3 separate regions of the Homo sapiens genome follow, and regions 2 and 3 are each linked to region 1. The links are chromatin loops, found by intact Hi-C in ENCODE. Cell type or tissue: dorsolateral prefrontal cortex. All regions are shown on one strand. Each heading gives the region's core, and the rest is flanking DNA. Links, peaks and the distances in the headings are about the cores only.

The links. A loop is a pair of places that touch in the nucleus more often than their neighbours do. Peaks named below come from ENCODE experiments on the same cell type or tissue, not always from the same donor. Only the 100,000 strongest peaks of a DNase experiment are listed, where the experiment ranks them.
Region 2: it touches region 1 in a loop (4-fold over the local background); 14 of 110 quality-filtered maps call a loop at or near these places.
Region 3: a loop joins it to region 1, with 4 times the contacts of the local background. A loop is called at or near these places in 14 of 110 quality-filtered maps.

The regions. Positions count from the first base shown.
Region 1 is chr7:78,505,008-78,516,047 of GRCh38, forward strand. The region is part of intron 4 of MAGI2 (membrane associated guanylate kinase, WW and PDZ domain containing 2); the gene reads right to left. Among named protein-coding and RNA genes, the nearest start is that of MAGI2-AS2, 500 kb to the right of the region's middle. In dorsolateral prefrontal cortex, for the core only: a CTCF peak has its summit at 5,767 (motif pointing right); a DNase peak (open chromatin) is centred at 5,794; H3K27ac peaks cover 2,722 bases.
Region 2 is chr7:78,761,985-78,773,024 of GRCh38, forward strand. All of the region lies in intron 2 of MAGI2 (membrane associated guanylate kinase, WW and PDZ domain containing 2), which reads right to left. Among named protein-coding and RNA genes, the nearest start is that of MAGI2-AS2, 240 kb to the right of the region's middle. In dorsolateral prefrontal cortex, for the core only: a CTCF peak has its summit at 7,018; DNase peaks (open chromatin) are centred at 7,027, 7,724 and 9,285; H3K4me3 peaks cover 3,536 bases; H3K27ac peaks cover 4,107 bases.
Region 3 is chr7:78,774,474-78,785,513 of GRCh38, forward strand. All of the region lies in intron 2 of MAGI2 (membrane associated guanylate kinase, WW and PDZ domain containing 2), which reads right to left. Among named protein-coding and RNA genes, the nearest start is that of MAGI2-AS2, 230 kb to the right of the region's middle. In dorsolateral prefrontal cortex, for the core only: a CTCF peak has its summit at 5,517 (motif pointing left); no DNase peak of the experiment used is centred there; H3K27ac peaks cover 769 bases.

The DNA of each region.
Region 1 (11,040 bases), core at 961-8,960:
GACTGCAAGGATGTACAACAGATTGTCAACTTTGATTACCTCAGGATAGTAAATTTGGATGGGGGTGGAAGAAGTTTCTTTTACATATCTTTGCTTTCATTGGGTATCTATTATTTTTATAACTTCAAAAGTTAATAGATTTTTTAAATGAGTAAATTAGAATATCATCTTGCTGTCACTATTAATTGCATGGGCCAATTTTTCCCCTCTCTGCATCAATCTAGGAGAGCAATATTAAAGTATCTATTAGAAATACTTATCTAATATCTAATAGAAATAAAGTATCTATTAGAAAAACACAAGAATACTTTACAAGTTGTCACTGTATTGCCCTTAAGAGGGAAATTATGAATATAATATGGCCCTTAATGATAGAGTCTCCTAGCTGATTCCTTATAAAGATTTGATCTTTGTAAGTTTTGTAGGATAAAAGCAGTAAAAACAGGTACCACTGCTAACTTCAGAGTCTCTTTTCTGTGGCATATTTCAACATGTAATTATACATACTGTGGTACGCACATGGAACATACAAAATGTCACGTTGCACTGAAAAGTTCAAATGCAAGGTCATGCTCTGAACATGTTCAGTTATACAATATTCAGTTAATCAATATTTATTATGCACTCAACTGGTGCCAGACACTGAGGACAGAAGAGTGAACAAGAGATACATTGATCCTTTCTCTCATGGAACTCCAAATATGTCAAGATGTGTAGTCTTTATACAATAATTTTAAGTGTGATGAGTGCTGCCTAAGGGAATCGTATGTATATGGGATCTTCTGTATGTATATTCATCTAATCTCATATAAAGAGTCAGGGAAAACCTCTTTTTCAATGTGCTATAACATCTAAGGGTTCTTTCAGAAGAAGGTAAGGGAGAAATAAATAAATGAGGGCTGGATTAAGTGAGGCTCTGAAGGTAAGGGAGAAATAAATAAATGAGGGCTGGATTAAGTGAGGCTCTATCAGGCATGCTCAGGATTTGGAAGTGTGTCCTGAGAGCAAAGATACTGCTATGTTCTACTGAAGCAGATGACAAAATTAGATTTTCATTTCCCACAAAGATCTCCTTAACTATTCTGGGGATTTGAGGGTGGCAAGAGTAGATGTTTATAGAGCAGTGGAAAGTTATTTTTGTGCTCTCAAAAAGTAATGATGGTGGCACGGAGATGGAAAGAAGCAGATTAAAAAAATATTTAGAGGGTAGATTTTATAACCTGCCATGGTGGGTGGCAAGGCTTTTCACTGAGATTGGAAACAGGGAAGGAGGAGTAGGATTCTGTGGGGTAGGGGTAGGCTATACATGTGGTTTTGGGCACACTGAGTTAGAGGTTCATGGAGACGTCAAGTCAGAGAATTCTTAGATGGAAAAAAAATAAACCTGAAAGAAAACAGCATATGGCTAGATGGTACTATAATTTTAGCCATGAGTAAATGAAATTGCCAAGAGACAGGGTGAGAAGTGGAAACAAGAATCTGGAGCAGCTGTCTGATGAACTTCAACATTTAAGTCACTGAAACAATGGACTGGTAAAAGAGAAGAGGAAAGGGCAGCCATGGAAGCAATGAGAAAATTAAAAAAACTTCATGTTGCAAAAGCCAAGCAAAGGGTGTTGAAGACAAGACACTTAACTGTGGCCAAAGCTTCTGCACAGTCCAGCAAGACAAGGACATAAAATCTGTAGAACCGAATGATGTGCAGATCACTGGTGACACTGGCTGCCAGTTACGGCAGTATTTACGGTGGAGTGGTTGGTGAAGCCAGATTGGAATAGGTTTAAAAATGAATGAAAGGAAAATACAGAATTATCCTAATAGAGAAGTCATTCAAGAAGCTTGGCTTTGGACAAATGAACTTTCCTTCTACTGTATAATACCATTAAATTCTCAAGAGAAATGTAGGACATCTCTTAAAAAAGGATCTAGTCTTTGGAGAAATCTATAATCATATTTGTTGATGTATCAGAGATTACTGGACAAAGTTCTCCCAGTTTATCTGTTTATTCATTCATTTCTTTATTCTTAATTAATCAAGCATTAAAGTAGCAAACATGAATTTAATATCTATAGTGTGTAAGATACTTGACAAGACCTTAATGGGGGAGATTATAGACCTTTTTATCAGGCTGCTGTGAACTAAGCTGAGAGGGAAGCAATAAGTAGCACCTACCTCTCCCATCTTAACAAAATAAGACAAAAAAAATGAATAAGGCAAATAAAGATCCATAACATTCCCATATTTATTACTCACAAAGGCTCACCTAGGGATACGGTTTAATGTGAGAATCAAGGGCTTCTGGCAAAACCCAGAGGACCAATTTATTCATTGGCAGTGTGGAACCAGGGCAGGGCTTCCATGTAAGGGTAGAATCTGTTCCCAGAAGGGCAAAGTAGAATATTTAGGGGAAGAAAAGGGGAACTGAGCCAAGAAGGTCCAGGTTCATCTTCCAAGTTGTGTCACTCAGATAAATCCCTGCACCTCTTCTGGGCAGAGTGAGTAAAAGAGATGGTAGAATGCAAATTCAGTACTCTCCTAGACATTCAAGGCAACATGGAGGGTGGAGAAGACATGTCTCCCCCAACTCTGAGCAACTATATAGAGTACTACAATAATGATTTGTTAAGTGATACTCAATGACATAAAATACCTGAATAAAATTTTCTAGGAAGACAGTGTAGCAATTAGAAACAAGGGTACCTAAAGCAGTTGTCTGAGGAACTCCAATATTTGTCAGTGAGAGAAGAAACTGGTCTTATATTTCCTGCATTATTAGAAACATTTATTTAGAGCATACTAACCATCAGGCACTAAGCTAGGCAGTGTACAGTCAAGGAGAATGTGGTCCAAATGATATGTAATAATTTTCTAGGGCTGCCATAATTAAACACCACAAACTGAGTGGCTTCAATCATAGATATTTATTGTCTTACATTCAGGAGGTTAAAGTCCTATATCAAGGCGTTGGCAGGGCCAGCTCCCTCTGGAGGCACTATGGAAGGATCTATTTCAGGCTTCTCTCTTAGGTTCTGGTAGCTTTTTGACCCATGGCAACATAATTGCAGTCTTCACATGGTATTTTCCCTGTGTGCACATCTGGGTTCCAATTTCTTCTTTTTATAAGGACACCAGTCATACTGGATGAAGGGTCTACCCCTACTCCAGGATGACCACGTCCTAACTAATTATATCTGCAATGATCATATTTCCCAATAAAGTCACCATCTGAGATACTGGGGGTTTGGACTTCACCATATGAATCTGGGGGTGGGGGCACAATTCAACTCATAAAATGGTGTACTGGATCAGTTCACTGTGCAGTCCACTGAACCAATATTTAACATCTCAAGGACTGCAAATTATTGTTTCATGCTATATCATATTTGTTTCCCTGATTAATATGGAAAATAGAAATTAACTTTGCTGCATTTTAGATAATATATCTTTCTTCTGTATCGGCTTAAATTTTTTAAAAATGACATATATTGGATATTGTGTAAGTTGTTAAGAAATTACCCGTTAAGAACCGAGCAAACTTCGTAATAATGGGAGGGAAATAACCAGACCTTACACGCCAACCAAGCTTGCCTGTGTCAGCTACTCCTGCGAGTATTCCTAGTCCCATGCAGCCTGATGAGAAAAATGTGCATGTAAGCATGCTCTCGCACACATCATATATATATCAGATCTGTGGTTTGAGAATTTCTGGACTATTTAAATTCTGACTAGGGAGAAGGAGCCAAATAACCCATGCATGTTTTACCTTTTTTATAGTGGCGTGAAGCTATATTTGATTAGGAAGTGGCTAAGTAAAATTGTCCTTTTTGACTTTTAAGATGCATTTCTCAGTATGCTTTTATTGTTAAATTGAAAAATAGTCTTTTTTTTTTTTTTTGAGACGGGGTCTTGTTCTGTCACCAGACTGGGTGCAGTGGCGATCTTGGCTCACTGCAACCTCTGACTCCCAGGTTCAAGTGATTCTCCTGCCTCAGCTTCATATGTAAAATATAATGTTTTCCTTATTTACTGCTAAAACGAACAGACTTTATCAAACACTGACATTTTTTGTGCATTCCCCATTGCGTTTCTGTGTCTCTTAGATGTCGTTCAAACCAGAACAAGAATTTTTTTTTTTCACTGACAATAAAAACAAAGAATATTTCAGTAAAGAAGAAACACCTCTTCTTAAAGGATGCTAATGATGTAAAAATTTTCTGTGGGACTAGGACTGTTAAATAGAATTCCTAGAAATTCTATAGAAACATTGGGGCACGAAACAGACATTTATAACATATAGTCTTATAAACAATGATCTATAAAAACATATTTTATTAATACCTACACTTTAACTGTTGTGAAGAATTAAGAAATTTAATTCCTTTCATCTTGCCTGCCCTGAGGGTTTTGTTGAATTCAGTAAATATAATTTTCTCCTTTCCATAAGAAATTCAGAAGGGCTCAAAGATCTGTACATAGTGCAGGAACTGAAAGCGTTTAATTGGGAGAGAATAAATGTATGTATTTGTGCATTTAGTTCAGTCCTTATAAATTCTATGGTTCTGGTACAGTCTAAGGTTTTGATATTACAAAAATATGCATGGCAGCCATTCCGTTTGCTTTCTTGTTTATTGCCCTGCCAGTATCTAACATGTTGCTTCTCAGGTACAAGACCAATGATAAGTTAGAATGTCATGGTTTTCAACGTTCCCACCCAGTTTCATTAAAGAATAACCAGAAGCCAAGATAAAACCATCTCAAGAAGAAGAATACACATTTAATATCTTATCCATATTTTCATGTGACACAGTCTATGTATACAGTTAACATGCAGCTTTCTGTAACTGCCGTCTTTTGAAATGAGGGAAAATAATTGATTTGTTTTTAAGGTAGATAGAAAAATTTATTCCTTTAAACTGTCATAAAGTTTGAATTTCCAAAATTTATTTTACCCTGTGATTTATATTTATAATGGCTATGTGACAACTTTTAAGAAATCCAATAATTTTTTCTCCTTGTCTTCATATTATTTCTTTGGAAGTAGGCATGGCTGGAAAACATTTAAGCTGAGAGAAAAAAAGGATCAGGGAACATATTTGTAGTTCATAAAGAGAATAGGAATAATTTGAAATGTAAACTTTTTTTACGTTTCCTTTAAAAATTCCCCGATAACAACAGTCTCCATAAGAAGCAGTAGAACGTAATAGTTAAGGCTTGTGTCAGGCCACCTAGGTTTGAATCTGTCCTTTAAAGTGGGAGGTTGAACAAGTTATTTAATAACTCTGTGGATGCTTCAATTTTCTTAACTGTACAATGGGGATAATGAAGTTACCTACCTATAAGGATTAGATGAGACTTATCTATAAAGTGCTTAGAGTAGTAAACTGCTAGAATATAGTAGGTGTTCAGTAAATGTTGTATATTATTACCACTGAATTCTATTATTTATAATACTAAATAGAGTAGTTAAATTGGTCAAGCAATTTAAATGATTTCTGCCTACAGAAACAAAAGGTATGGTCAATTTTCTATAATTTTTAGATTAGGGGTTTTCAAAAAGTAATGCAAATGTCAGAAAAGGATATACATAAAGGTGGTATTTCTTCTTTAAAAGGTGTTTGCATCAATTGAGCTTTTCTTCCTCAATAGAGACATGTAATGGGGTTAAGTAATTTAAAGGAGGAAAAGCAATCTTCAGAAACCATGCATTCTTTTCAAGTTCTCTATTATGTTCTCTAGAGTTCTGCATTTGCTTTTGTTGGGCACCAGGGGCTGCTACCGAGCTACAAACTTGGCATCACTTTGGCACCTTTGAGAGCAACTGATTTAAAGCAAAATCAGAAACGCAGCTCCCCAATTTTATACTGGTCCAAAGCTTGGTCTTCTCATATACCCCCAGAGCAACTTTGGCTTTCTAGTCTGCTTATAACTGACTCCTCCTCACTCTGGTTTCTGCTCATTTGTGGTAGTGGCCACTGTGTTGGATGTGGTGGGGCTTAAAGATTTCTCCATGCTTTTGTGCAAACCCAATAATCCCATTAAAAAGTGTGTTTGTTATATTGATCTAAGGTTTTATTGGATTGTGGTGGGAGGACTGTTTGCTTCACTGCTGGAAGCTGGCTTAGAATTTGAACTACAGGCTCTTGTAAATAAATCAACACTTCAGGGTTGATATTTGGACAAAAGAAAAATATGATTGTGTTGATTTTTATATATGGGAAATTATGATTATTTTATTTCTAATATAATTATTTGTAAACTTATATAATTGATTTTTCATCGTGGCTGTACTATAGATTATACTCTGTAATGAAAAGTGTAGGACACATTTCAGTGTCTTCAGAAAGGGAGCAGTCACGCATTCTACACAGTCAGTTCATCAAGAAGTCCAGATTGTCAATTATTGCTCAAAGAATGCTCTTATCCATTTTCTTACTTTTCCTAAACCTTCTAAAATGAGAAGAATTCTAATATGGGTACTAAAATATTTGCACATTGTATAGTGACTTTTTTTTGCTCACCATCTTTTATATATATATATATAAATTTTTTTTTTTTTTTTTTTGACACAGTGAAACATGCACATGGTACAAAATCCAGAAACACAATGGAGGAAAACAGTGCAAAGCAAGCTTTAAAATCCAGGGCTCTAGCCATCAAGTTAGCAGTAATAATTATCTTTGTGACCCTTCAGAGATTTTTCTATGCAAATTGATTATTGACTTTTAGTCAGTTTTTGACTCTTCGTGCTCTGAAGTGGTTCTAAGTGCTAAAAAAAAATTCATTATAATTAATATATAAGATATGAGGCTGGGCGCAGTGGCTCATGCCTGTAATCCCAGCACTTTGGGAGGCCGAGGTGGGTGGATCACAAAGTCAGGAGATCGAGACCAGACTGGCTAACACGGTGAAACCTCGTCTCTACTAAAAAAAAAACACCAAAAAACAAAAACAAAAACAGAAAAACATTAGCCGGGGGTGGTGGCGGGCACCTGCAGTCCCAGCTACTAGGGAGGCTGAGGCAGGTGAATGGCGTGAACCAGGGAGGCGGAGCTTGCGGTGAGCGGAGATCGTGCCACTGCACTCCAGCCTGGGTGATGGAGCGAGACTTCGTCTCAAAAAAAATAAATTAAAAAAAAAAAAAAAGGTGTGAGTATAAAGAGGGTGTGGCCTTTAAACAGTGTGGCAAATATATCTATACCATATTTTTGCAGATGTAAACAACCGCTTCCCTTTATTATTTGAGGCCAGGGAGAAAACGTAAGTCTAGAAGGAGATATTAGAATTAGGGAAAGTTAGTGTAATGGTTAACTGTGCTTCTGATTTTTGGGATGATACCTCAATCCAGGAAGCAGAAATCCCCAAGCCTGTGAAGAAATGATTTATATATGTAATTTTTTAGAATTTATTTTATTTTTGAGACAGAGTCTTGCTCCATCGCCCAGGCTGGAGTGTAGTGGTGCGATCTCAGCTCACTGCAACCTCCGCCTCCCGGGTTCAAGCGATTCTCTTGCCTCAGTCTCCCGAGTAACTGGGACTACAGGGGCGTGCCACCACGATGGGCTGATTTTTTTATTTTTAGTAGAGACAGGGTTTTGCCATGTTGGCCAGGCTGGTCTTGAATTCCTGACCTTGTGATCCACCTGCCTCGGCCTCTCAATATATATGTAACATTTATAAGCAAATTACATCTCTTCTATTCAGGGTCTAGCCAGGGGTATGTGAATTACTGAGAATGCATATTTCGTGCCTCACAATTATTTTTCTTCTATATCTAAAACCCATAATTAGTTACAAATTGTTTGAAGTACTAAAAGAACAATATGGAAAATTATGAAAATAGAAAATTCAAAGTCTGTGGGTAGAAGGTGACAAGGAAAACATTTCCTAAAACTAAATTGAAAAGAATCACAGAAAGATTAGTAGAGGAAATTATTTTAGATTAACAGGGGAGAAGAAAATATCTAAAGATATTTATCATAAAGAAACAAGTCCCCCAAATTCTTAACAAACTTTGGGGTGAAAGAAACTGATACAAATGTTGACATACTTAAAAAACCACAGCAAGGTATGAAATAAAGAACATGCACATACAACATTTCTTAGAGCTTGCCTTCAATTTTTTTTTTAATCAGGAGCATAGTATTATATAAAACAGGAGGCCACTTTCTGAAGTTCCAGGAAATTCAAAGGAGATGAAAGAGAAAATTAGGAAGACTTTAAATTTGATCTTGATAATTCAAGAGCTATTCTTTGGGGCAAAATTGGAGTCAACGTATTTTTTGATGAGGGCAAAAAGTCAAACGGGAAAAAACATCACAATACTGTTCCCATTGATAGAGTCATGTAGAAGCAATGGGTGCTCAGAGAGACCTTATGCCCTCTTCAAAAAGAAAGGCCAGTCCTCAGCCAGAAATAACTAGAGCCATCACTGACAATAAAGTAGCTGTGATTTCACACCAACAATCATAATCACTTTCCTGAGGAGAACTATAAGAAACCCAGGGACACAGGTGAAAATCAGACCTACAGAGAATATATGACTGTGATTAGAAAAAAAGCTTAGATTCTAAGAAAGCCTGGAGAACCTGAAGAAACTTAAACATTTTCACAATTCCATGGGCTTTCTGTAACTGCTGGAGAAACCTGAGGTGCTACTCTGGTTGTCCTTGTTCTGCCTTCCTCACTCATGGATCAAATCTCCCTCACACACAAATTACGTAAACTTGCAGAGAAGTAGAGAAACACTCTCCCCAGAGGTTGAGTGCATGCAATGCTGAATCTGTTTAAGAAATGAAGAGGGCCGGGTGCGGTGGCTCACGTCTGTAATCCCAGCACTTTGGGAGGCTGAGGCGGGTGGATCAGCTGAGGTCAGGAGTTGGAGACCAGCCTGACCAACATGGTGAAACCCCATCTCTACTAAAAATACAAAATTAGCTGTGCATGGTGGCACATGCCTGTAATCCCAGCTACTTGGGAGGGTGAGGCAGGAGAATTGCTTGAACCCAGGAGGCAGAGGTTGAAGTGAGCTGAGATCACTCCATTACACTCCAGCCTGGGCAACAAGAGTGAAACTGTCTCAAAAAAAAAAAAAAAAAAAAAAAAAAAGGACTAAAGAGGTTCACATCCATTACTTTCAGTTTAACTGAAACATGACTGTGCCTTGATTTAAAATGACACTTCTAAAACTAGTCCTGATTTCCCTTACTAAAATGGTATGTTTACAATCACTATAATAGTTTAATATTAATAGTAATATAATTACCATTATAATTATAAAATTATTAATAGTAATATTATAATTACAATCACCACAAACTCTAAAGTGATATCATTACTTTTTAATTACACCTAGACAGTCAGAACATTTTACAATTAGGGCAGTTATAACTTTCAAATAATTCTTTCAAGAAAAGATGGAATGCTGGTCATTTATAGATGGAATATCTAATTTTAGAAGGCTAATTTAAACTAGCCCCAGAAATTTTCCCATTCAATGGAGAGATAAAACCCAGTACTCTGGGAACAAGATCATAAAATTAAGCCCTTCTCACCCCGCTCAAAAAAGATAAATATCTGGGTAGATACACAAATCGCAGTCTCTGTGAACCCACACAAAAATAAGCAGGGCATTGGCGTTGGGGTGGTTTCAGAGTGGGGCATTATTCACAGGAAAACAGCGAGATTCACTAGGGAGGACATAATTCTTCTGACAGTGACAGGGTCTCATTCACAGAACCAGGACTGATGGTGCATGCACAGTCAGCGTGCCAAGCAGCACAGGACCTGGATGCGGGTCCCTAATGGTGAACTGAGATCATTGCCGAGGACACTTGGTGATCACATAAGGGACACTCTGTTTGCTCTCTGGGAGATGCAGTTCATTTGCACTAATTGCAGGCTTGGGGGCCTGGAGAAGGCAGCTCTGTGTACACATACTGTATTCTCTTTGTTGGCGAAGGTAGCTCTCATGGGCCCTGTTCCTCTTGGCATTGTGTGTGTGTGTGTCTGTATTAACAGAGAGATTTAAATGCTTTTAAAATATATGCGCATTTCTAATTCTTTGCACTAGGCTTACTAATAGCTTGTGAGGGGAAGCTACAAGATAATAGTGAATTACTTTCCGGAAAAGTTTAGCAGGTAACTCATGAAATAAAAGAAATCCAAGAAAGCTTAACCTAATTACTCTGGTTTACATGATCTTGCTTTCCTGAAGGAGAGTTCAATCTTTTAAAAAATTCAATTGACTTATCTATTAACCATCTATCTATCTTTGGTATTGCCAAAGCTAGGGAGGCTGGCTAATTCTCATCTCTAAGAATATGTATTTTAAAATGCACTTCTGTATACTTTTTTTTTAGTTATACAACTTTTGAAGGAATATAGGATCAGGGATATATCCTTCAAACTTAGGAAACACTGCATATTGAATATACTGAATAGTGTAAAATGAGCATGAAAGGAATGTAATCAGTTGATACAGTAAAACTGACATCCTCTAGAGATTAGACAAGATTGACTAAAAAATAAAGATTTACTAAGTACTTGAAATATTTAAAGGTATATGCTAATCGCTGAACAGGCAAACAGAAAAATAAAAAAAGTCCTTGTTTGGCCAGGCGCTGTAGCTCAAGCCTGGAATCCCAGCACTTTGGGAGGCCGAGGCGGGTGGATCACCTGAGGTCAGGATTTCAAGACCAGCCTGACCAAATGGAGAAACCCCATCTCTACTAAAAATACAAAATTAGCCGGGTGTGGTGGCTGGCACCTATAATCCCAGCTACTTGGGAGGCTGAGGCTGGAGAATGGCTTGAACACGGGAAGCGGAGGTTTTGGTGAACCGAGATCACACCATTGGACTCCAGCCTGGGCAACAAGAGTGAAACTCTATCTCAAAAAAAAAAGGTCCTTGTTCTAATAATGTTTACAATATATATATGGGGATGCCAGACATGCACATTATGAAAAGTTACCAACAAGTACCAGGCTAATACCTTCCAAACACATGAAAAGTGCAAATTGTATTACTGTCATTCAGAGAT
Region 2 (11,040 bases), core at 2,421-10,420, 260 kb after region 1:
GGACTCTATCCGGAATTAATTTTTCCTGTATCAAATTATTTAGCCCAATTTTCTTTCATTGCTCACATTTGATACTTCATAGTCTCTTAGAGAAAAATATTTCTGATTTCTAGTAAAATTAACTTTTGTTTTCAGCTTCAGTAAAATGGAGACTGCCAAGAACAAGTAGAGATTTTTGGCCGGGCATGGTGGCTGGCACCTGTAATCCCAGCACTTTGGGAGGATGAGGCAGGCAGATCACCTGGGGTCAGGAGTTCAAGACCATCCTGGCTAACATGGTAAAACCCCATCCCTACTAAAAATACAAAATTAGCCGGGCGTGGTGGTGCACACCTGTAATCCCAGTTACTCAGGAGGCTGAGGCAAGAGAATTGCTTTAACCTGGGAGGCGGAGGTTGCAGTGAGCTGACATTGCACCACTGCACTCCAGCCTGGGCAACAGAGTGAGACTCCACCAAAACAAAACAAACCAAACAAACAAAAAACAAAGAAAAGAAAAAAAAACAAAAAACAACTAAATAGAAATTTTGAATCATTTAATTTCAAAAACTCACATTACATTCTTCCTTTCGCTATGTGAACAAGAAGAGGATCATCTCAAATCATAACTAAAATATACAGGAACTATGTCCTACAACCTCTATTAGGTAATGGACATAGGAAGATAGTCAAGAAAATGACTCCGTTTTGGGAAAGTATAGCTAGTGAGAGAAACAGAATTGTAACTAGAAAAGCATAATAAATTATGTGGTATGAATATGTGTGAACAGTTTTGGGGAACCACCTATTTTTCCTAGGATTACTATCCAGGCAGTGACCTTCAAAGATACAGAACACCTGTGTCTATAACTAGCATTCTCTTAGAAGAAAACATTCCAGACAGTGAAAAAAATGGGTAAATACCCATGGGCATAAAAGAACACAGTTTAGTTTGGTACACTGGCTAGAATGGTTGTTGAGACAAGTATGAAAAAACTTCTAGCCTTCTTCAATAGAACTTAATTCAGGCAATCTCAGACATAGAGCATTCTATAGCTTGGGGAGAGAGAAACACGAGAAATGAACAACTGATAACTTTATCAAAGGCCTGCCAGTCACTGGTCATGGTTAAATGTGTTCTTTCAGGTTCAGGGGATATGTACTACTAATAGATATAGTAATAGTTTAATACCAATTTCTTTGCTCCTGACTTAGATAAATGGAATTAGCAAATACTTTTCCTAAACTCTAATGAATCAATCATAAAAGAAAGACTTATGATTCCCAGAGTAGCAACTATATATTAGGAAATAAAAGTTACCATCTGCAGCACCATACAAAGGCTTGCATGCACAATGAGACTGAGTTATTGTAACCTGGGGATCCGCACAGAACAGATTTTCATATACTACTAGCCAATCCCAGCTTCTTTTCACGTTTTCACTTTTGAAATAAAATAGGGGTAGAAATATTTTATTTTCTGAAGCGTTTCTTTACCTTAGCACACACTGAGAGAGTAATTCACACAGGTGTGTGGAAGGGGTTGTCTATGATATTTCGAAGGGATGACTTATATACTCTGGCTTTTCTTTTACAACAGTGAGAACACCTAAAGGACTGTGTGTGCAAAATCTTCCTCCCAAAGCATGATTATAGTAACATAGCTGGCAAGAAGGCCTAAGCGAAACCCCGCTCTTTAGACAGACATATGCTGAATTACCCTAAAGAGTCCAATTATCTCCACCTAAACAAGGAAAGTACAAAAAAATAAGACATATAACTTTTCATAGGCTTTAACAATTCTTGCACCTAACCTAAAACCCAACCACTTAAATGGAAACTGTATCAATAATTTATCTAGAAACCTAGTTATAGGTTACCTGCCCTACTTACAAAATCAATTAATTTCAATTCTCTCATTGCTTCCTTACATGTATGCAGCTTGATATTTTCCAGCTTCTGAGTTTTGTTTATTCTTTTCAGGGTTCTCAACAGAGAACCTTCAAGCCAGACACAGGGCTGAAACAGGAGGTTTAGTACTACTAAGGACATACTTTAAAATGATTCTTACATAGTGCTGTGGTTTAAGGACAACTGGAAGACCAGAGGAAAAGAATGTTTCTTCCTCCTCATGCTCTGGTGTGAACTTAAGGTTTCTAAAAAGTGTTAGGCTGACTGTAATGAAATGGAAATTCTACTATCTATCAATAAGATGATGCTATATTTATAGAACATGAGCCACAAGAGAGCTATACTGGGCACTTTCAATAAACCTCAATTAAAGTGATCAATATTGCTAAAACAATCTTTAAAAGCACCTCTGACAGAAAACTTCTTTGAGATTACTTTTAAATGCTGAGATAGACTAAGTACTTCAAGATATAATGGGAAGTGAATTCCAGTGTCCAGGAATATGATTGCTAACTGTCCTAACTTCTAGGGTCTCAAGGTTATGATTTAAATGAATAAAATCTCGATGAATTTGTGAATAAAAGGTATTTTTGCCTTTTATACTTAGGAAAGGAAATGTGAGTAGTATCTTAACACAGCTTGTGCTAAGTCCCATTGACCATTTAATGATTTTTTCCCCCCATCCCAAATGTTAAACAGTTCTTCTTCCTCTCTGACAATTCAGATGCCACTTATTGGTCATAGTTTGCTTGAGATCCCACCTCTTTACAAATCCTTTCCTTTGTGCTCTAGTTTTATTAAAATCTGTACAGCCAAATACAGTTCTTGATCATAGGCTCTTAGAGTAGTTGCCAATTGTTTTTTATAAGTCTTAGCTCCACAACCGAAAATAGCTTCCTACAGGCAAGCTTCGTGCTATGTTATGCCTCACAGCCTCCATATTAATAAGCAGAGTGCTAACCACTACATGATAATTTTGCTCAAAATGCAAATAAAGCTCACACCTTAGATGGGTTTTCAGGCCTCACAACTTATTACCAGCTTAGTTAGCAAAGCATAGCCATCTTCGGATGAGACCTAGAAGGGCCTGGATGCAAAGAACTAAAGGATGATCAGAGTGGGAGATTCAGGAAAAGAGGTACCTTAGGAGGAACGGAGAGGGAAAGACAGACTATGATTTTGCCAGACTGATTCTAAATACTTGTTGATATGGGTAGTAAATTTCTTTTTTGAAATATTGTAATAGCAAGCACTCAAGTGTGATTTCTTACATGGAAAATCCTGACAGAAGGGAGATCCTGGGACTGTCCTAGTGTATCCACCTATTAGGTTTCCAAACTAGCCAACCCAGTGAAGAGAATTGCTCTTTGTTGAGCCAGGCTAGTTACACTATCTTTTCCCACTATATTGCTGCCTTAGTATTCATTTATTCATTCAGTCAGTCATTTAACAAATGTTTAGTGCACATCTTTTTTTTTTTTTTTTTTTTTTGAGACAGAGTCTCGCTCTTGTCAACAAGGCTGGAGTACAGTGGTGCAATCTTGGCTCACTGCAACCTCTGCCTCCCGGGTTCAAGCAATTCTGCTGCCTCAGCCTCCTGAGTAGCTGGAGTTACAGGTGTCCACTACCACACCCGGCTAATTTTTGTACTTTTAGTAGAAACGGGGTTTCTCTATGTTGGCCAGGCTGGTCTCGAACTCCTGACCTTGTGATCTGCCCACCTCGGCCTCTCAAAGTGCTGAGATTACGGGTGTGAGCCATAACGCCCGGCCCTAGTGCATATCTTATATCTGAGTTGACATGATTTGAAGTCCTACAGATAGATACGGTTGTGAGCAAAATGAATTTGGACCCTCACTTTAGAAGGTCCTGCCTCCTGGCAGAGAAAGACATTAATCAAGTAATAACACTAACATAAAACTAAATATTGAAAAAAACCCAAAACACCCGAGAAGTGTAATGAAGAAAAAGCATGAGAAGCCTGGAGCACATTTTATAGAGAGAGCCAATTAAATGGCTGAGCAAGCAAAGTGGGTAGAAATGTGTTCCAGCAGAGGCACCAGCATGTGCTAAGGTCCTGAGAGGGAAGGAAATATGATGCTTTCTAAGATCTGAAAGAAAGGCTCTTCATAAACAGCTGTACGAATCCAAGATCAAGAATCCTCCCACACTTGGCCAGCAGTTCCTTAGCTCGGCATTTGAGCTTTTGTGGCCCTTTGAGTGAAATAACCCAGAGGGTTTGGTTCTCTGCTACAGACCAGAGAAAGCTCTCATCCCTGTGCCTTTATTTGGCCGGGGTTGTGCTTTTGTGGAAAGTGCTTGGCAAGATCAATCCAAAGTTTTAGAACAAATCTTTGAGTGGCTTCCAGAGTCAGTTGAGATTTGTTGCTTCGTGGAGAAAGATAGAAACTTCAGACTGAGAGGATCTTAAAGATGCCTGAACTGCTTGCAGGACTGGTGTATTAGAGAGATTGTCTTATAACAAAAGTGATCTCTTATTTAATATATTATTTCCTCCCCCAGCCCCAGATGGCAAAAAGGTGAATAAGTTGAGTAGCTGGCTCTGGAATTTGAGCTGAGGTCCTATTAATATGGGAACTTCCTGAGCTACAATGCTTCAACTGGAGTCATCAGTTAAGCTTGTGTCTTCTCCTCCATTGGCTAACTGGCTGGCAATGAGCCTCTTACTTGACAGTACACAGTATTGTTAGTTTCCTTAAACACTCTGAAGTTTGACTTACTTTACTGATTTAAAGAGAAAAACAACTATTCTAACTGTTCCTCCACATGGTGAATATCACCTAAATTTTCAAACACCAATTAAGGACACTTTTTATATCATCACACTTATTGAATTTGATGTATTCTTAGTGTGCCTAGGGAGAATGAGTAAAGAATCTGTAGGAGAAAACAGAATAATGCACTTCTTCTGGAAAGCAGGCTTGTGTGACAGAAAGCCATCCTTGTGATGAGAACTAGGGAAAAAAACTAACCGTCCTACTGTTGACTTTGTGTATTTTATAGGTCTTGACATGCTTGAAATGTACAGTACATGTATACTTTAACCTCTGATATCTGTGAAACGCTTACGTTGAGAATTCACATTATAATAAAGTTCTTTTTTTTTTTTTTGAGATGGAGTCTTGCTCTCCTTGCCCAGGCTGGAGTGCAATGGCACGATCTCAGCTCACTGCCACCTCTGCCTCCCAGGTTCAAGCAATTCTCCTGCCTCGGCCTCCCGAGTAGCTGGGATTACAGGTGCGTGCCACCACACCTGGCTAATTGTTTTGTATTTTCAATAGAGACGGGTTTCACCATGTTGGCCAGGCTGGTTTCGAATTCCTAACCTTGTGATCCGCCTGCCTCGGCCTTCCAAAGTGCCAGGATTACAGGCGTGAGCCACCACACCCAGCCTATAACAAAGTTCTAACCTTTGTTAAGGTACACCTAATGCAGTCAAAAAGGCAACACACTTTTTTTTTTTTTTACAATTAAAATTCTGTTATCTTCAGAGTAAGCAGCTGAGATCTTAGAAAGAGTGCCACAAGCTGTGTGACTAAGAGCAAAAGCTGATTGCAGACAGTAGAAGAAAAATGTTCCTGAAATTGAACATAAAATTAAAGTGTTTTAAGCTCAGTCTTTTATCATATCTGCTTATTTAATGTCATGTTGTCACCTAATAAGGCTTTTAAAAATTGAAAAGAGAGTTTAAGGTAGTAGGGTTCTAAAGTGATAGAGAAAATGGATGTCAGAAAGCAGGCCATTACTACTTAAGATATTCTCAGAAAGTTAGTAGCTTTGTGATTAAAAATGTTTCAAGAAGAATTCAGTTAGAGTAAAATATGTTTGCCTGAAACTTAATTGTTTTATCAAGTTTTCCTTTACGTGCCACAGGCATCTTACGAATAACTAATTTATTCTTGGGAAATTTTGTGTTTTCCAAGCTCAAAGCTATAGGAATACAGGAATACAGACACTTATTTCCAAATGTGAATTTTTCTTTTTTAGCTCTCATTAAGAACTCATCGGCATCTTAAATGTTGTTCAGGTAGCACATAAATCTCACTGCGAAAATTTTGTTATTTCTGGATGTTCTCATTTCTCCCTTGATGGTTTCTGAGCTGTGAACTATTTTCTACAGTTTAGTTATTTTGCAACTTTTAAAACAAAATTCCATTGGTGGGAAGTTTCTAAGATTGTGATTCTTTTATATGTACACATTATCTGGTTTAAATATGAGTGCCATCCATCTTCTCCAAGATCCAGCAAGCTCTGCTCTTAGCTTTACAAACATGGTCCTCTAATTCTGAACATCTGAAATTTCTCTGGGTAAAACCACCTCACCTGTAGTCATTAACAATATTTAAGGGTGACTTGGTAATCCTCTTAGGAACTTTGAGATCCATGTTTTCATTATATCACCTCACCTATTGTTTTGTTTGCTGTTCTACTATAATTGCATCAATTTCCCCAAAGCACACCATGTACCATAGTCAGATTGTCTACATGTATAAAAGCAGCAATCGGATCTACATGCTGTATTAAAGTTCCATTTCCATTGTTCTACTAAAGAGGCAAATCTTATTGCCTCTGTAAGGTCTTAGCTTTATCAAAATTATTCTAAACAGACACCATGAAAATCTGTGCTCTAATTCTCAGCCTATGGGAAGGTGCTCACGATGAAAACCCTTGGAGGGTTACCCTTCAGTGGAGCAAATATTATTACACTTAAAACACTTACGAAACTGTTTCCATCTTGTTAAAAGTATTGTACTCAAGTCTTTCTTGTCCTAGTGTGGAGATGACTCCATGTCATTTTGCAGAAAGCATCTGAAGTGTTTCCAAATTTCTATAATTTGGAAACTAGCATAAAATTTAAAGAATTATTATTTTTTTCTGCACAATGCACATACTATTGCACTATTTTGCATCCTCATGCTCCCCTCTCTAGTGGATAGTGCCTCAACACTGTACCTCTTGCCTAAGATTTAAACCTGCTCTGTAGTCACACAATCATCCTAAAATGCTATACAATAGAGAACCGATTTCGCACACCCCCAAACAACACATGCTCTTAATCAGTCCCTCAAACCAGAGCTCTCTGCTAAAGCGCATCCTGCCTCTGCTGGCTGGAGCTTTCACAAACCAAAGCCCAAATAAAGGAACAGTGTGGCTGCTGTAGCACCTCCACTCCCTGCTCAGTACAGGAATTCTTTAATAAGCACATGTGTAGTACAGGACAGTAGTACATTCCCTCCCTGCATTCTAGCGCGGGGACACATCTTTTTCCTTGCACAATGGATCACAATGCTAAAAAGGGAAAACATGATAAGATACAAAAACACAGCTTTTTACTTTCAGAGATGGACGATACAGGCAAATATCTATTTTTTTTTTTAACCTGTCAGCCCTCCCGAAAGTCCAAATGTAAGCTGCCACACATGCATGGGTCTTTCCTTAAAGAAATTGTTTGATGAGCCCACTTAACAACAAAGTGCTTTAGATCACGTCCGAAAATATATGTAATCTACCCTTTTAAAAATGGAAACCTATGATTGCCAGAAAGATATCTTCTGCAAGCTTTGCTCTGGGTAGTTTGTACTGAAGTAAAACCGTCACCACCCACTCCCCATTCAAGCGAGATTTAAAAAGGCAGGCGAACTGAAAGGAACCACAAGTCAGTCCGTCCCCATCAGAAAACAGAGATCAGAGCAAATCACAATGCTGAGGAACGGCTCGACTACTCAAAGACCATCTCCCTCAGGACGAGACAGAGATATGGAGCCATTTTTCACTAGGTTCACAAGAAAATGTCAGCTCACAGCTGCTAGTGCACTGCCAGAGCGCATCTTAATTTGGTCCAAAGGGACTCAGCCAGTCACCCTCACAGAACATTTTCTTAAAGAGTCCCCATTACAAATGTGATTCCCTCAGCTCCGAGCATCTTCTTGTTATAGTCTGTGGCAACTGCATGGCACCGAACTGCATCCTATTCAGAACTAAATGCTTCCCCCCATTTCCTCTTAACATCATGTGAATTAGACACTTCTGAGTCAAAGGGGAAAAAAAAGAGGAAGAGAAAAAAGCATCTCTTCCTACTCCCCACCCTTCTCCACGTTCTTGACTAATACCTCTGGGCAGTTTACTTCAGAATAGAGCAGATTCTTGACCAGGGCACAATGGCAAATTGGCATACAAGCCCCTTGCTATCACGGAAAGCACAAGCAATGCTTTCTTTGTAAAAACACAGGAAAATACACATGCTGGAACAAAAGACACTCTATCTGCACAGCAAGAAACAAGAGAAATTATGTGTTTGTTTTACACACATCTGTACCCACTGGTTGTAAAAAAGGCTTTAAACCTATTTTAATTATAACACATTGTATTTTTTTCCCCAAACCAGGTCCCCATAAAATTAATTTTTTAAGCTTCGGCTCCAATAGGAGGTAAAACACACTCTGCTGGAAGAATACCTGGTGTGTGTCTTTGTTGATGGGGTGCCATTTCAAACTTATTATATTTGAAGTCAATTACGTGGGAAATAAAGATAAGGCAAATGCACTTGGTTCTCTGAACTATTCTGACATTAGAAGAAATGCCAAGTCAGCAGATATCTGCTGTTTACATTTCACAATAACCTAATCATGCATTTGCAGCTTTCTGGAGCAAAACACTAACTGTTCTCCAAACAGCCACCTGACAATCTAAGGCTGAAACACACATTCTGACTCAGAAGGAGACATCATGATGGCTCTCCACTGGCTGTATTAAACAAAAGCTCCGCAAACAAACGAGAGGCATTTGGCAAATGAAGTGAGAGTCGAATCAAGTTTAGGTTCACATCTGGTGGAATATGGCACTGCTTTCCCCAGGGGTTGAGGAGCAGAAGGGTTTGGAGGCTATAAATAGAACACACACACATATGCACATACAGATATTTAAGCCAGACCCGGGTCAGTTTCAGCTTACTAACCTAGAGCTCTGTTCAAAGGAAGCAGAGAAGCCGCACGTCCTCTCCCACCTTTCCATGGTCCTCAGTCAGTGTCTTCTCAAACCACCTGTACTGATCCAACCCATTCGCAGATAAAAATAATTTTCTTGATAGAAGTAGTCTCAGCTGAGCTTTGATTTTTCAACATGGATGTCTAGAATTTTCCTCTTTAAGCCAGACACAGCAACACAAAACTGCCGCTGAGCTCTTTTGTTTTCCCTCCTCTCAAAGATGAAGCATGCAGCACTTCTCTCTCTCTCTCTCTGTCTCCCTCTGCCTCTCCCTCTCTCCCTCTCCCTCTCTCTCCTTCTCCCCTCTCTCGCTTATGCTCTCTCCCTCCGTTTCCCTTTCCCCAACCCCCACCAGCAACCTCGCTCGCTTCCCGGTCAGTCAGGGGCATTTACATCTCTCAGCACAAGAACCTGTGTTATCTACGCGCCTGTCTCTCACTTTTGGGTTTCCTCTGGGAAAGGGAGGGGGGCGGCTCTAGGTGAAGTCAGGTGACCCCTCCATTAAAAGCCAGTGAGATGGATGGAGTGTGTGAATTTTAATATACACACAGGCACATTTACATTACAAAGCAGCGAGGAAAATCTAGCTCCTAGAGATTAAGCATTTTTGTTTTTGCTTTCATAGTCCCCTTTTACCAATTAAGAGAAGCTAGTATAGTATAATGAAATGTAATTAAACTTTTCAGTGTTAATAACAAGGCTGTATCCTTTCAGAATCATCCAGCTGAACAATTCTTTTAAACTTGTAAGCATGACTGTTTCTTTTCCTTTCAAGGGTCAAAGAATCAGTCATTTTACTACTTACACACTTTTTCAAATTGGTCTTTTCTTTGACATCCATTTAAACTTATCTTGAAGTTAAGGACCATTGTAAAAGACAATAAAAATAATAATGTGAAAGGAAAAAAAAATAAGTGACAAAAACACCAAAGCACATAGCATAGGTAGAAATCAATAGTTTGCTGTTGTGGAACTAGATTCAATAATGAGTAATGCTTTGCTCTGAGACAAATAATTTTTCCCTTCTCTGTTTCAGTGTCTCTGTCTTAAATAGAAAATAAATGTAATAAATATAGCAAGTATCCTCTTCTTGCAACCCAATCAAGCAAGCCTAGTAGAGAAGGGTGTCCAGATGCTAAGACCACACAGCACCCCAGAGACAGAAACAACTGGAAAAACTTGTGCTAACCTAGTATAGTATTGAAGATACATTTATAGTCTATGGACCTAGGCCCTAAAGAGTAAATTTGACACCATCTTCTCCTCTGCTGCAAAGTTTTTAATATCCAGTGGAGACCATCTCTTCTATCTCTACCACTGAATAGAAAAGATACGTAATCTGCTGTTAGGAATACTGTAAAGAAAAATGAGATAATATCCACTTTCTTTCAAGGGTCAAAGAATCAGTCATTTTTTTGAACACTCAGATAAAAAGTACTTTGTAAGGCTAGGTGATAAATTATTAGAATGAAGACCAACAAGCATCAGAAGAAAACTCTTATTTGGCATTTGGTGTTCTGTCCACGGATTCTTAATTCAGGAGCATGATGATACTGGTGCCTCAGCAAAAGAGGAAAATAGAGGAAGAGCTGACATAGAATCACATTATCCTTGCCACAAAAGATAACATTTCAAACTCTTACACAAACAGCCTCTCCCTCCTTCCAGAATGATGTTGGAAGAGTGTTGCATTTGCTGCTGGGACTGAGGACTGCAGCCGAAATACACCCAGTCCCCTCCATCAACACCTAAAATGAATAAGAACTATTCACTGTTCTTGCTGGCTTTGTATTTGCAAAGCTTTACCTTGCATGGAAAAGATCCCATTTAAGCTTTTAAAATAAATTATATGCTAACTGGCTGCAAATTTAGCTTCAGTTTGTGCTACAAAAATTGGCACCAAAACATTGGACAATAAAAAAATCTTCCCTCGAAAAGTAAGTCGGCTTAGGCAAATTTAGAAAGACCTAAAATGTTATAGGAAAAAAACATAAAAGATTTCACTTTATAGCTTCTAATAACCAAATCTGCTGTTCTTTCACCTTTTCTTTTTTCCCTCTAGCATTGGCTGTTTTCATTTTGCATTTATTCAGAGTTTTGTTTTGTTTGTTTTCCCTACTTCACCCACTGGCTTTTGTTCTTTTG
Region 3 (11,040 bases), core at 764-8,763, 270 kb after region 1:
TAATTCACTTCTTTGATTCTTCCTGTCTCTTATCCTGAACCAGCTTTCTTTTCTTGCATGCTGTCATCTCCAGGGCCATGTTGCCTTGTCAGTTCTCATGTCAGCAGGCAAAGACTGGATTGGTTGGGCTGATTTCCTTAGTTTGCCACTGATCTCATCAGTTATAGCCAGAGTGTCTCACATTCACTTTGCAGGAGCTCTGGGCAAAGATTTTCTGAGAAGACCACAGGCAGGATAGACACACCTAAGCATATCCAATACAGACACAACAGTTCAAGCAAAAAATGCTTAAGAAGACTTGAGTAGGCTAGTGGTAGAAGAGACTAAAGGTCCCAGATGCTTTTCAGAGGTGGAACTCACAGAACATGGTGACTAATTGAATATGAGGGTGTGGAAGAGAAAAAGTCACCGCAGAAGAATAAATATATTTTCATTTACTGCAGATGCTACATTATAATACAAACACCACTAAGTGACTATCCATTTTACTAGTCAGTAGAGGATATATATTTGGTTTTGAACTCCACACTTACATATATATAGAAGCCTAAAGGTCAGGGCCGGGCGCAGTGGCTCACACCTGTAATCCCAGCACTTTGGGAGGCCGAGGTGGGCGGATCACGAGATCAGGAGATCGAGACCATCCTGACTATCACAGTGAAACCCCATCTCTACCAAAAATACAAAAAATGAGCCAGGCGTGGTGGCAGGCGCCTGTAGTCCCAGCTACTCGGGAGGCTGAGGCAGGCGAATGGTGTGAACCCGGGAGGCAGAGCTTGCAGTGAGCCCAGATTGTGCCATTGCACTCCAGCCTGGGCGACAGAGCGAGACTCTGTCGTCTCAAATTAAAAAAAAAAAAAAAAAAAAAAAAAAAAAAAAAAAAGGAAGCCTAAAGGTCAAAGGCAGGCCAAAAATTAATCGGGAAATTTAGACAAATGGAGATATTTACATAGAGAGTTCTATACATACCCAAGATTGTTATGAAACCAACTGAGAGACCTATTATCTCTTGCTGACACCAGGGACTTTTTCACATCTGTGCCTTTGATTCCCCTTCCTGAAATGACCTCTCCCTTCTTTCTCTATCTATACTTTATCTATTTTATCTGTAACTGATAACATTATGCATATGAATCTACCCCATCTCTAATACAGTTTAAATCTAAGGCATATAGCTATTACAACAGCAGCAGCAGAAATAAAGGTACTAATATAAGGTTCTTATATTAGTGTTAAAGGATTTAGCTTTTTTAATTCTCACAATAACTTAGAAAGTGAAGTCTGGAAAATCTAAAGAATTCACTAAAGGTCAGAAAACTAATAAGTGCAGTTTCTGGATGAAGACCCAACGCAACTGGTGCTACACAATTAACACTGTATTGTATCTTATTCTCTAATCAGCTGGAAACCAAAATTTAGTTATTGATTATATTAGTAGAGAGCATTGTTACTGTTTTGCTTTCTACTCTCGTGTGAACCTGCAAAAGGCTCAGTCTTAGGAACTGGACTCTGTCTCTGGGTTTAAAGCCTTTCTCTGTCATTTGTGGGCTGTGTGACCAAAGGCAAGTCATCCAAACTCTCTGTACCTCAGTTTCCACACCTATCTTGTAGATTCACCATGAGGATCAAATGAAATTTTATGTTTAGCATTTAGTACAATGCCTAGAACTATTATGTTCTCATTAAGTGTTAATTATTATTTTATTACCACTATTGTTGTCATTAGCAAGTAAGAAGCAAAATTTCTATGTATCCCTCAATGACACTTTCCTTGTCCAGATAAAGGAGTGTTTACATAGCTTTCAGGTAGTTTATGTAGCTTTCATTCATTCTAGTTTTACAGAGCTCCTGTTGATTTGATCAAATTAGGAAGCTACACTTACTACTATTTAACTAATCATAAACTACATGTATTTCTTTATAATTGATCCATAGTAGATGGTCTCTTGAGACATTTATGATCTCCTTTTGGCAGGCAGAAAGTAGAAATTGCATAATTTCTAACAGCACTTGCATTTTAGCAATAAGCTAATTATTCATTTTTCTTAAAAAACAATTATATCTGCTTTACCTATAAACAAGTCTTTTTTCCAATTAATTATTTTCAATATTTCCATGGAACATTTCTGCACATTCTGAGATAATTCTACTGGCAAACAAAACTTCTTTTAAATATGCATCACACTTGTCAGTTAAGTGCATGTTTAGTGTAGATAGGGTATTGTGCTCATGTAAAATCAAAACCAAATAAATACTACATCTTATCTGACAGTGGGAAAAATTCCGCATGGGAATTATGATGGTCGCATTTTTGCAAACTATAGGCAAGCATAACCTTGAGAAAATTATCTTCTTTTTTCAATGAAATAAGTTGTTGATCCTAACAGGTAAAGATTCTACTCTTGATGGTTTTGTGAGCATAAACTAAATGATTGATATATGATTGAATATTGAGTGTGTGTATAGATTACTTTTGGGCTGGCAGCTATGGTGTTTGCAGAGCCTGGATCTATGGGAACTTTCTCACCCTGTCTCATAGGCTACTCACCTCTTTTTGACTGTTTAGGTCAAATTAATACATTTTCAGTCACTGTCAAAAGTGTACTGCTCTACTTGAAGATAGTTATATGTGGGTGCATGTATAAATATGATAGGAAATAGTTAAAGTTTGATTACCCCATTCTAAGAGAAGAAAAGCAAAAAGGAGAAAAATTATGCTTTGGGTTTTTCTCTAGTCTTAACTAACCAGCCAAAGTATATGTTTTAAGAAAAGCTTTTAAATACAGCACAGTGTCAAAGAGGCAGAGCTTCAGCGACCTTGACTTCACTATTTCCTAGCTGTGTGGTACCACATAAATTACTCATTTGTAAAACAGTCCTCATATCAGTTGTATAGTTATCAGGCATTAAATAACATAATGCATGTAAGGAGCTTAGCACAGTGCCTGGTACACCATCACCATCATCACCACTACCACCACCATTATCACTGTCACCATCAATATCATCATCACCACCATCGTCATCATAACTACTACCATCACCACCACTATCATTATCTTCACTACTATCACTATCACCATCATCATCTTTCTCCTACTCATCATCATAGCCAAAGCTTGTCATGTACCAGACACTGTTCTAAATAAGTACAAAGTAAGTGCTAGCTTTCACCATTATTATTACAATATTTTCTTTTACTGGCTTCAAGTTATGAAATTGCATATTTTGAGCCAATTACCTTGATATAAAACACACTATCATATTATAATGGGCCGAGTGAAAGTAAAGGCATCCACTTAAATACCTTCCAGTACATAAAGTAAAATGGAACATAAAATGCTTTCTCCTTAATTAGTCTTTCTTCACCATAAACAAGTCTCAGGATCAGTTGTTGCACACAGAAGGACCGCTCTAGATGATTTCTAAGTCCTCTGAAGGTAATTCATCATATATTAACAATCCACATGAGAATATGCTTCATATGACTGAAAGGACCAAAGCACAAGTAGAAGGGCTGTCTGTACCCAGCGATCATGAATAAATTCCTTTCTTGAGCTGCTCTTTATGGATTTGCATTTCTGATCTCATAATGAATCATCCCAGTTTTGATTTCTGCAAGCCAGGCTGAATTGTGATCTTTTATTTTCACCAGAGGATCATGCTTTTCCATAATCCTTCATCTACATTACCTTGTGAACCCAAGCACATGGGCATAATGGGGCAAATAGAGAGTCTCCTGCTTAATGAGACAACGTTTGCCAGAGCTGAACCTGGACAAAATTTTGAAGTGAATGCAGTTTATTGTCCATACCTTCCACCTTCTTTTCTCCACACTTTAATCCACTCAGTGTCACTTTCCCCATTCCCTTAGAGTCCTTCCTGCTTTTGATTCTCACCTTATAACATGATCAAAATTCAGTAGAATAAACTGTGCAAATTAGTATGTGTTATCTAAAGTAGGGCTACTTTTTGTCTTGGTGACTGGATGGTTTGTATAATCTTAAAAGTTAAAAACATTCCTTAGAAGTAGAAACTAAAAATAATTTATAGAACATCTAAACTATGGCCTAAAATGTCTATTTAAAGGGACTGAATTAACCAAGCATATTCCCCATAAAGTCCAATTTCAAATTAGAGTAAAGGAAAATGAAGAGCATGGAAGCTATATACTCTGACTTCAGTAACCTAGCACTGGAAAAAGAAACACTGGACAGACACCTTAGTTTTGAATCAAATTCTACCACAAACTGTGTGACTTTGGGCAAGATAACTTAATGGCCTTAAATCTTAATTTCCTCACCTGTAAAATAGAAAATACAATATCTAATCTCTCAGGTATATTGTGAAAAATACATATAATTATAAAATAACTAGCACAGAATCTAGCATATAATAATTTCTCAGGAAACAGGGCTTTCCTTTTCAGCCTTTTTTTTTTTTTTTTTTTTGAGATGGAGTCTTGCTCTGTTGCCCAGGCTGGAGTGCAGTGGTGTGATCTCAGCTCACTGCAACCTATGCCTCCCCGGTTCAAGCGATTCTCCTTCCTCAGCCTCCCGAGTAGTGGGGACTGCAGGCACATGTGCCACCTTGCCTGGCTAATGTTTTGTATTTTTAGTAGAGGCGGAGTTTCAATGTTGGCCAGGGTGGTCTCAAACTCCTGACCTCGTTATCTGCCTGCTTCGGCATCCCAAAGTGCTGGGATTACAGGCGTAAGCCACCACACTGAGCCTTCAGCCTTTCAAAGTAGTCATTCACCCACCAAACAGCAACTTTTTTTTTCCCCCAGGCTTGATCATTGTCCATGTGTCACCTGATCTGCCCACATCTCCTTAGTTCACCTGACATTTGCCTGAATGGCTTTCACTATTTAAGTAAGATGTGCTCTTGCAGAAGATCTAAATTTTAGTCAAGTGAATTACTTTCCTGAAGGCACCTGAGCAACTTAATAGAACCAAAATCAAATTCAACTGGATTAAGAAGAAGGGAAAGATGAAGAGAGAATAGAAAAGACGGAAGAAAGAGAAGAAATAGTTACCTGGTCTACCTAGAGACCAGAAGTTGGTACCACAGAATAGTTGAGAAAGTTTTGACTGAATCACTCTGTTAGGATTAAGGAGACTTACCCTGGATAACTTATTTAATGTCAATGACCTTCTCTTCGAAACACAGATATTGAACTTTTTCAGGAACTCATCAGGCTCATAGATTTTGGTTGTAGGAGATTAAGAAGTTAAACATTTCTTGAGCTTTCAACATCAAACCGTATTAGTCCATGATACTGGGAAGTGAGCTCCCATTACCTCAACCTGACTCTATGACAGACTCTGCTATGTGCAACATCCCTTTCAATCCCCATGGTGATGGTGCTATACCCATTTTAGAGAGGAAGAATTTTTGGGTCAGAAAGCTTAGGTGACTTTCTCAAGGTCAAAGAGCCAAAGGGACAGAACAGGGATTAACACCTTTCAATACAAAGCCCCCAGGTACTTTTTACTGCACTATGCTGCCACCCTCTGGGACAGAAATTAGAAAGAAAGATATTAAGAAATCAAACCCTTAATTAAATGACTCTGCAAAACCATTGCAGATAAATGTGAACAGTCCGCAACAGTCATGGAAACTTGAGAAAAGAATGCGTGTTATGACAATGTGTACTGCTTAATGTTTAAAAACTGGCTCTATGAAAAACAAGCAAACACATTGATTTGTATCCCTTGCTCATTTTTGTAGAGTAAATATGCCCATTACGGCAAATTTCAAGCTATCAAGTTAAAGCCACTGAACTGGATTTGGGAAAAGATATGCACAAATGTCTCTTTCAAGACAGTGCTAGCCACCTCCAGCACCCCACTCTATGTGTAGATTTGTGTGTGTTCATGTGTGTTTGTACCTGAATTTATAATGCCACTTTCTGTAAATATATTAAAAAGCAAAATATCAGTTGAAACATTTTCCTCATTAGTAACAGTAACTATGAGTATCAGGAGTTTCAATTATGCCCTAATCAGTACTCCCACTTGTTTTCAAATTAGGCAGATTACTAGTATTTCTCTTTCAGTTCCGTAATATAACTCTCAATAATCCCAGCAAATAAAAGAAAACAAAACCCCATGCTCCCGATCTTCACCTCATTTTCTACCACATACTGGATGGTTCTTATGTAACTTTTGAATGAATACTTTTCAAGATTTCCTATGAGATGTGTGAGGCTTTCAAAGAACCCAAGGCGGGGCTCCTCCAGTAAAACCAACAGGTGTTAATTGTAGTATTTGTCAGTTCTGTTTCAGTACCGGGCCATTAGGGAAACCTGAACAGAAAGGGAAAGTAAACTTTCCTATGGCCCGGCCTTTCTTATTCCTCACCTTCTAAAAGTGACATAACTGCTGGAATTCCTCTAGAATAAAAGTAAGATGACTGAAAAGTTGTAGGAAAATTGCATGCATAATTTACATTACTTGCACCTTGAGCAAGCAATGGAGTTGTCATTTGTGTAGATGGCCTCACAAATGATATTCAGATAGATTGTTTGGGGAATGACTTCTGATTACTGAAACAATTTACTTCATCTTATTCATTTCTTCTGATTGTGAGATACTGTGGTAAGAATACAGCAGAGGGATGGCCGGGCAGGGTGGCTCACGCCTGTAATCCCAGCACTCTGGGAGGCTGAGGCGGGCAGATCACGAGGTCAGGAGATCGAGACCATCTTGACTAACACGGTGAAACCCCGTCTTTACTAAAAAATACAAAAAATTAGCCGGACATGGTGGCGGGCGCCTGTAGTCCCAGCTACTCGGGAGGCTGAGGCAGGAGAATGGCATGAACCCAGGACATGGAGCTTGCAGTGAGCCGAGATGTCACCACTGCATTCCAGCCTGGGCGACACAGTGAGACTCCGTCTCACAAAAAAAAAAAAAAAAAAAGAATATAGCAGAGGGTTAAATGTGAAGAGCCTACTATGTAAAAAAAATTTGCATAAAGGCTTGAATTATTGCCCACATAAATGTGCAGAAATTTCTCCCCATCTACTAAATAAACAAAAAAGGAAAAGATGCTTAAAGCATCTATGCTATTGAGGGAGAAAATGGGAACTAAATTGAGGAACAACTTCCCTCTTCAAGATTTATGATAAAGGGGAGAAAAAGAAATAACCTACATATTCAATTGTCACCTATAGGACAATATATTTCTATGGGAAAGAAATAGCTTACATAGTAAAAAATTATATTAGAAATTTTAAATGAGAAATAATGCTTTTATAATAGAAGAAATAATGCTTTAGGACAAAATTAAAGTAAAGAATGTTAACATCAGAAAAAACATCCTAACTATTAGCGAGGTAGGCACTGGAAGAGGTCACTGTAAGAAATTGGGTATTAAAGACATTGCTGAATTTTTGCTTTGAAATCTTTAAGAACAAAATGTAAATATCTTCCTTCAATTGTTATATTTCTTAACCCCTTGGAAGTTCCTACGTAATTCTTTAAAATTCTACATGTTTTAGGCAACTTCATAAATGATGAAATAGTGAAAGTAAAATTAAAATCAGTGTAGTTCAGATTTTTCAAAATTCAAAACAATTTCTAAATATTAGAAGTTACCTTAAGAAAAAAGGTTCATTTCTAATGAGGTGAAAAAGTAGCACAAAATGGAGTCAGAGGTGAGCTTCCTCCAACTCAGGAGAACGTCGGCAATTAAGCGATAACTTGAAACACGTCAGCTGGAGTTGGAGGAGTGAAGAGGAAAGATTCACCATAAATCCATTAGGTAGAACAAACAGGTCTTAGTAAACAAGTGGATGCAAAGTCATGGGCAAGGGCGATTTGAGGCGGACTGGCTTCTAGCCTCGTCTTTCCATTCTTCGCTGTTCTAACTTCTTTTTGCCTACCCACAGTAGGCCGAGAGTCAGTGCGGGGCAGGTGAGTCCTTTGATAAAGGAGTGGGGAAGAAATGAGTTGGATGTTAAACATTTTGAGTGTGGAATCCTTGACAGAAACTGAGTTGGAGAGGTTCAGAGCTGGGAATGCAGATTTAGGGATCCCCTAGGGCATAACTGAACCCTCTAGCTGAAGTGGGTTTAATGGGTGATAACAGCCAGGAAGGGCCTAGGTGCAAAGAAAGAAGAGAGGGAACATCAATAGTTGAGAAGTGAGAAAAGATTTGAAGCCATTAAATGACACTGAGAAAGACTGTCAGAAATAAAGAAAAATAGGGGATGGTGACTGTGTCACATACAGACTGCCTGTGGGCCAAGCAGATATGGCCTGGGCAAAGCTGACAAACGTGGTGCCGAACAGCTTTTTTGTAAACTTTGACAGTACTAAGCAGATCCCTCTGATGAGAGACTGTAAGGAAAAAAGGCAAAAACACATATACTTCAGTGCTTCTAAACCTTGTGCATCTCTCAGACTTCTTTTGGGAACTTTAAGAATACATATTATTAGACTCCATCTCTGGAGATTTTGATTTGGTAAATGAGATTCCTTATCTCATGTCATTTCTTCAATTTTGACAATACTTGAAAATGATTCTTACCTTTTTTTTTTTTTTTTTTTTTTTTACATTTTGTATTATCTTCCAACTAGTCTGCAAACATCTTGATGGCAAAGACTGATTCCTCTCCATTTATATTCCCCACAGCACGTAGCAGAGTGCCCAAGAAAAATATTAGGTGCTCAGTAATATTCACTAATATGTGGGAGTTAACTGATCATGCTATCGCTCTTCAAGATAAAATCCTCAAGGTTGATCAGTAAGAATTTTGAATGTAGAGATTTAGACACATACTTGAATAAAGATTTCAGTATCTTTTACTAACAAAACAAACAACTTTTAATGCTAAAATAAAATCTGAAATGACCAGTCGGAGAAAAAGGACTGTTTTCCTGACATAAAGCCATGTCAGCGTTATTTTTGGAGGATGTTGATTTAACCTGGAGATGGTTAAATGTGTCAGTCTGAAGGTGTATGTGTGTTCGTATGATGAGAAAAAAGAAACATAATTATAGATGTCTCTTGATAGCCTATTCATTTACTATGCTATTTTGGAAACAGTATGTTTTTAAATTGGTTTCTAGTGTTTTTGGATGGGAGTTCCGCTGTACAGGAACCTGGAGCTTTGCCCCCTGTAGATTTTCTCCATTGGAAATCAATAAAGTGTAATTGAATTACAGTGGGTGAATCCACAAGGTGTCAATTTCTGGCTCTCAGGTTGAGGAACTCTCCTTCCTCAAGCAACCACATCCACCAGTGCTGAGTTCCTGACCCCAGTTTGTAGACAGCAGTGCTGTACTGACGAACACCTGTGTACATTGTTAAATAGCAAAATAACTACTGTAGTGAAATCACGTTTAATTTTAGGAATTGAAGAAAAACTCACCATATTTCTATTTTAGCACACAGGATGTGGCCTACTTCTTTAAAATGTCAAGCTTAGAGACACACATATTTTATTTAAAGAATACGGAAACACCCGTTTTCTTCTTTGACTGAGTCTGGGATATAGCCCTTTTTTAATCAGGAAAAAAAGAAGTTGACATGTTTTTGGAATGGTCATACTAATTGCGTTGACATAGTGTATCAGGGAGCTTTCAAAGATGTTATCTCATCTGATCATTATAACCATCCAATTAGGTAGATCAAGCAAGTCTGATCATTCCAGTATTTCAGATAAAACTGAAGCTCAGAAAAGTTCAGATCAAGTGTAAACCATGTCAAATGTTTTAGGTTTTTTTTTTTTTCTTACTAATGTTGGGGCTCAGGAAACAATATCCCAAAGTATGGCATGTTGGCATGCTGAGTACTTTGGAATAAAGGATCTCAGAAGACCTCAGAAGCAGCCTCAGAACCAGGGCCTCTCTGACCTTCTCTTCCCCTCCTGTCTCTTGCTCCTCATTCTCTCCAGAAGTAAGTCATAGAAATCAGAATTTCTCTTCCTCCAAGCAGGTCATAGAAACCAGAACCCCTATTAGCCAAAGCTAGTCATAAAAACTAGTTATCACTCTAACTTTCCCCACCTTTCTGTCTAGGGGTTGGCCATAAAGACATTTCTCTGACTTAACCTCTTCCGATAGTAGGTCATAAGACCCTGATTCCGAAGGGTGCTGCCCTATACCCAGGAGGAAGAAATGCTATAACAGAGGCCAAAAAAAATCTGGACAGGCTTTGCTGGGTTTCTCCACTCAGTCTATTAGCGTTAGATCATACTCTTTTTGTCCAATCACATTTCTACATGGATGTCTATTCTTCATGAAGACTAAGCATAAAAATGGATAGTTTTCTCTGTATATTTGGGTCTTTCTGATGGCTGCTGTGTCAAGTAAAGCTTTGAATAAATAAATCTGTTATGCTTTTCTCTTGTTAACCTGTCTTTTGTTACAGGAGTGTTGGCTGTGACCCTAAGAAGGTTGAGGAAAGGTATAATCTTTCCATCTCTACACCCTTAAATAATGCAATAGCTTAGAACTATTTTTTTGCATCATTCTAAAGGTTCTTGTTAGGCGTGCATGGTGCCTGGCTAAGATTAACAGGCCTTTCTTCATGCGTATATGTGAAGTTATTAGGGGATAAATGTTTATATTACCCTGTCCTTATAACTATATGTTCACTAAACAAAATGAACAAAATTCAAACGAAACAATAAAGTTATCACCCTAGAGCTTTGTTATAACATAATTTGAAGCTATCATTTAACTTCAAAAACCCAAACAAAATGAAACTAATTAAATATTTTAAAATGGGAGAAAAATCTACATCCAAGGAATGCTTTTAATTTTGTTCTGCTTCAAGTCAGTTTGTTTAAAAGTCAATTAGATTTATGCAAGCCAGGATTTGCAAACAAAATGGAGATTGGATCATTTTATTTTAGAAACCATTTTTATTGGTTTTTACAGCCCAATAGTACAAAACTGTGTAAGTATTCTATTTTAATTTTTACAAATTTAGGAAAGTATTGAATTGAAAAGCTGTTAAAAGCTTTGTAAAATGAATTGTCAATTTTGCCATCATGTCAGAGGTGCTGCCTTTGATGCCACTCAC